Linked DNA regions of Homo sapiens: region 1 is linked to region 2. Evidence: read pairs that join two places in POLR2A ChIA-PET (ENCODE). Cell type or tissue: PC-9. All regions are shown on one strand. Each heading gives the region's core, and the rest is flanking DNA. Links, peaks and the distances in the headings are about the cores only. Region 1 has its middle 120 kb from the start of LINC02715. Region 2 has its middle 24 kb from the start of ZC3H12C.

The links. ChIA-PET counts read pairs that join two places held together with the same protein. Peaks named below come from ENCODE experiments on the same cell type or tissue, not always from the same donor. Only the 100,000 strongest peaks of a DNase experiment are listed, where the experiment ranks them.
Region 1: POLR2A ChIA-PET joins it to region 2 with 17 read pairs; 3 of 35 experiments call an interaction of 5 or more read pairs at or near these places.

What each region holds. Positions count from the first base shown.
Region 1 is chr11:109,938,062-109,940,867 of GRCh38, forward strand. No RefSeq gene overlaps it. Among named protein-coding and RNA genes, the nearest start is that of LINC02715, 120 kb to the left of the region's middle. In PC-9, for the core only: CTCF peaks have their summits at 1,346 (motif pointing left) and 1,548; a DNase peak (open chromatin) is centred at 1,290.
Region 2 is chr11:110,068,411-110,071,216 of GRCh38, forward strand. No RefSeq gene overlaps it. Among named protein-coding and RNA genes, the nearest start is that of ZC3H12C, 24 kb to the right of the region's middle. In PC-9, for the core only: no CTCF peak of the experiment used is centred there; a DNase peak (open chromatin) is centred at 1,221; H3K27ac peaks cover 1,757 bases.

The DNA.
Region 1 (2,806 bases), core at 36-2,535, 130 kb before region 2:
CCCAAAGCCTCCTCTTTCTCCTGAACTGCTGACATAGCCACCTAATCAATCTCCCAGATCCACTCTTGCTGCCTTCAAGCCACTTTCCATACTGAAATAACAGGTCTCTTTCATAAAATGCAAGTCATATCAACCCTTGTCTTAAAACCCTCTAGTGGCCTCCCATTGTCCTTAAACACAGTGGGCTATAGTTTTTTCTTCTTTATATGGTTCTTGGGTTTTTTAATAAGTAAACTTAATTTTGTAAATACACAAGTTGTTTGGAAGTCAGTGAGTAACAGTGCAAAGATCCTATAATTTAAAGGCAAAGGACCTAGGTTCATGTCAAAGTTCCATCACTTAAAAGATGTATGACCTTGGGAAAGTTACTTAGCCTTTCTAATTTTTTTCTCATCAGTAAAATGGGTGTAATAACGATCCCCATATAACATATTGGTACAAAGAATAAATGAAATAATATATGTAAAAAAATTCTGCAACCTATAACCCATTATGCAAATGTTGCATAGTAACAATATCATCACCTAATAAGAAACATCTGCTAGCAGGTAAATGAAGAAAGCATTACTTAGGACATGAAAGAGTTAGCATGAACTAATAGTTGGGAAAAGCCCAAGTCCAAATACAGAAAAAAAAAATTTAATGAATTACTTTTAATATGCAGGAGATAAAGGAGTTCAAGACAGTGTAAAAAACGAGCCAAATGCTAAATATTTAAGGAGTGAGCAACATGAAAGATTAATCACTTACTTCTAAAGAACCTGAGATTGTACTATATTTTTTCTTCTTAATTTTTTTTATTTTACACCTTATTTGGAATATAGCACACTATTACTGATATTTTTTAATTACTTGTAAATATTTCAATATTATCGTCAGTATTGTGGGCAGGTGAGTATTATTTTTCTTTGAATGGGCTATTTTAAAACATTTACTGCATTGCTGACTATAATTTAATAATGCCTGAAGACAGATTTTTTTTCCTACAGGACTAATCCCCAATTCAATAATGAAATTCAGCAGGAAAATTTAGGGTTGCTTTAATGGAAATTAATTTTATGGCTTATAAAGAAAACAGAAATGCATTTACCTCATCAAACAAGAGACAAGTGTACTTGGAAAACCTTTTCTCCATGTGACATGAATACCAAGCAGGTTGAATTGATGAAGCAGCATTTAGCTAACCATGCTACTTTTCCTCTTTTATATTCTCTCTGCCTTTAATTCAGGTAACAGTGGAAAGCTGGAACTTGGCCATTTTCCTGCACAGTCCCCTTATGCAGAACCTTTTTCCGCTGAGGTGAAGGAATTCCTCTGCTGCCATCTAGTGCTTCTTAGAAAGACCTTTGCCAGTTTTAGTCAGATGGGTTGGTTTATATTTAGCTCCAAGTGTGGGATGGAGGGAAATGGGGGTGGGAATGGCAGAAAACTAAAACTTTTTTAGACTTTTTTTTTAAATCTATTGCATTAATTAGTAAGAGATTCTGAGTCACAGAGAACATTTATGGGCTTCTGAGCTAAATGTTTTATTTGCCTTTTTATATGAGCTACTTGAATACTGTATAAAGACTTGACAGAATTTCAAGTTCAAAAGATTGATGAGAGAGGTTGGGGTGAGCAGCCTCTCATTTCTTAAATTGTTCCATATAAGCATTTTTTAATGTACTGACATTCATAAAGCTGCTCAATCCAGAAGCCTGGGAGTCATCTTTGACATTTTCTTCTCCCTCATGGCTCCATCATCCATCCAACACAATAACACACACACAATAACACACAAACACAAATACACACACAAACTCTAAAAACGGTGGATTCCAGCTCCTAAAAGTCTCTCAAATCCATCAACTTCCTCGATTACCATTGACATTACACATGATATAACCTAAACATACTCATTAACATGAATTGGAATCATCCTTTACCCTCCTAATTTATCTCCTCATATCTAATATTCATGCAGCAACCAGAAATAACTTTGTTTAAAAAAAAACAAATGAAAAAATAAATTTGATCTATTGAAGTCCTGCTTAATATTCTTCAGTGATTTTTCTTTGATTTTAAGATAAATTCCAGACATTTTAACATAACCTAAAAATCTTTATGTGATCTGACCTCTGCCCAGATGATCTCCTGCCATTCTCCATCCATCCCTGTGTCACTGACACCAATCCTCTCTATTTATCCAAAGGACTAATCTTCTTATAGCCTCGGGGCCTTTGAACATGCTGTGCCCTGTGTCTATTCTGCATTCTGTCTTCTCACTAATCACAAGCCATCTTTATACTTTGTTACTTAATATCTATTTCTAGGCCAGGTGGGATGGCTCACACCTGTAATCCCAGCACTTTGGGAGGCTGAGGTGGGCAGATCGCTTGAGGTCAGGAGTTCAAAATCAGCCAGGTCAACATGGTGAAACCCTGTCTCTACTAAAAACACAAAAATTAGCCAGGCATGGTGGCTCACACCTGTAATCTCAGCTGCTACTTGGGAGGCTGAGGCAGGAGAATTGTTTGAACCCAGAAGGTGAAGGTTGCAGTGAGCCAAGATCGCACAACTGAGCTCCAGCCTGGGAGACAGAGTGAGACTCCAGCTCCAAAAAAAAAAAAAAACCCTATCTCTAAGCTCAAATTTTAAAGCCTATGAAGTCAGGTAACAAGTCTGTCTTATTCATTTCTATATTCAGGCCAAGATTGGCAATTAGTAAAAAATTTGCTAAATGAGTTAAAGAATTCATTATTGCCTCCTATAATTTTCGATTATTTTAAACAAGCTTCTTGCCTAAAGAGTAAGCTCCTCAAGGCAA
Region 2 (2,806 bases), core at 206-2,705:
GGTCAGAACATGAACTCCTGACCTCAGGTGATCCACCCAACTCGGCCTCCCGAAGTGCTGGGATTATAGTTGTGAGCCACCGTGCCGGGCCTGTTTTTTGTTTGTTTGTTTGTTTTTAATTAAATAGAGATGGGGTCTCACTATGTTGCCCAGGCTTGTCTTGCCCCTGGGATCAAGTAATTCATCTGCCTCAGCCTCCCAAAGTGCTGGGATTACAGGCGTGAACTCTTGTGCCTGGCCAGTTCCTGTTTTTGTAAGAATTTTTTTTTTAACTGGAAGAGCTGTTCCAATTGCTCTGCCTAGCTCCTACTAATAGATATTAACCGCCTCAGCCTGAACCAGTCTTGTAATTCATGTGAATACACTTCATACACGAATAAAGTATACAGTGACTATCCTTTGTCAGAGACCATTTAGTTTCTACCGCTGACTGTGTTACTCCTTTCATTAAAAAATTAGAAAAGAAAAATATAAGACTGAGAAGTGAACACTTGCTTGAGAACCATGTTGTATTGTTTACCTTCTTGTTTTCCCTGAAGATGCCCTCACGAAGGTGTGGGTAGCAACTTAGAGGGCAGGATGACAAGAATTCTAGCTGAGCAGCATGGAAGGGAAATAGAATAAATTAGTGTAGCTACCCATATTACCCTGCATCATCAGGGTGTCCACCTTTAGAAGGGAGGTCAGCACCCCATTATCTGGAAAAGAGTGACGGGAACCAAGAGATGAGGTCAGTGGGTACTAGGAGAAGGACAGAGGACAAAGGCAACTGTGTCTGGGGATTAAATGCCTGGCCCTTATTCCCAAGGGTCCTAATTCAGCACAAGGAAGGGAACAACTGTGTGGGGCAGCACAATGTGTGCAGAAGCTACTGCAGGCTGTTTCCTGCAAAAGAGGAACATTATACCTCAGCCAGCCATTGCCAGGACATTGCAGGAGAAGGATCTCTGCCTGGCTAGTGCTTGGAGTCCTCACACACCAAGACATTTGGTCACATTCAGACAATCACGAGTCTCACTTCAGGACACGTGTAAACCAACCACTGGGCAGAGAAGGAGATGCTCTCATGCCTGGATTTTGGAACCAGACAATGCTTCACTGGAGCAACTCCAGCAGGGAGAGAGTAGTGCGGGCATCTCGTTACAACTGTTTATGACTTGTAATGCCCTGTCATTTCCCTTTCCTTCTGGAGGCAGGAAGTGGCTCTGGGCCAAGCTGCTGGAGCTCAATATAGCCTCTGGTTATTTATGTTCACACGAAACCAGGATAGACACAAGTGGTCTCCTGACAAGTCAGATGACAACCTCCAGTGGTATGCGTTCCCGCCCTACTTCTTTCTAATTTATATGTTCATAATTTGAAATTAGTGTAGCTGACCTGGAGGATATCTCCTGCCACAGACAGTAAGGAGATAAGTATTCTCCTACATTATATTCATATGGTTTTCTTATGAACCAGGGCATGGAGTCCATAAAAAATTGATTCTTGAGTCTATTACCAGAGAGTCTCCATATGTTTTTATGTAGTTTTATGTTAAAGCTAAAAGTATATGTCTTTGATAGTCTCCAAAACTAAACTCCAAAGTTTAACATTAAGTATCTACTTACTGTAAATTAATTTGATTTGTTATCTAGAAGTACATTTTTCTCTTAATTTGTCCTGGAAAATATCCCAGAAAAGCAACCCCAAAATTCTGAAACCTGTCTCTTCCTCTTCATCAACTCTGTCACCTTCTGATTTTTAATGTTTCTTGATTGGACAATTTCAACAGCATTTACGAGTCTCTGTGCCTCTGATCTGTCTCCTCCTGGCTACTTCCAGTGAACCCATTCAGCTCACACACATGTGTGAGAATATGCAGCTGTACACCAGGAACACAGAACAGACTACCATGGGGGCTGGCTTTCAGCCCTGGAATTTACTCAGGCCACCTCCTGTGCCCATGTATTCCAATCTGATATCCTTTGCTCTTGTTTCTTCTGGGTCACTGACTCTAGTGCTGATGGTTCTTTGTGGACATCCTACGCCAGTTCAACCTCATTATCTCTCCCAGGCACAATCTTGATAGTCACCTAGTTCTAGCATTCTACTCCTAGCACTTGGGTCTAGGAGACTGGTCCCACACCAGCGCTTCATTACCCAGTTGTTGGCTAGGGGAAGACCACTAATCTATCTATCTAATCTATTCTCTAAATTGAAGCTAGATTCTAATCTAGTTTTATATCTAATCCAGCCTCTAAACTGAAGCTAGGTTCTTCTTTCTTAAATTAAATGCTTATACTGTCTTTCCCCTGCTTAAACTTTTTGAGTGGCTCCTATGGTCTGCAAGGTAAAGTTCAAACTCCCTGTTGGCAAATACGGCAGTTCAAGTCCTTCCTGATGTTGCTCCAAACACCCCCTCCAGCTGACTCACAACTCCCCCATTGCCAGAATGCATGACTTTTGTCTTCACCATTATGATATACTGGCCTTTTCTCTGATGTACCATGATTTCCTACCTCTGATATTCCCCCTTTCTGGAATGCTCTTTCTTGTATTATTTACCAAATAAATTCTAACTCAGTCTTCAAAATTAAATATAAATGTTTTCTTCTCCAGAAAACTTTTCTTTTTTCTCTTTTGAGACAAGGTCTTGCTCTGTTGCTCAGGCTGGAGTGCAGTGGTATGAACATGGCCCACTGCAGCCTTAACCTTCCCGGCTCAAGCAATCCTCCCACCTCAGCTTTCTGAGTAGAGCTGGGACCACAGATGCACACTACTATGCCTGGTTAATTTTTAAATTTTTTGTAGAGACGGGGTGTCCCTT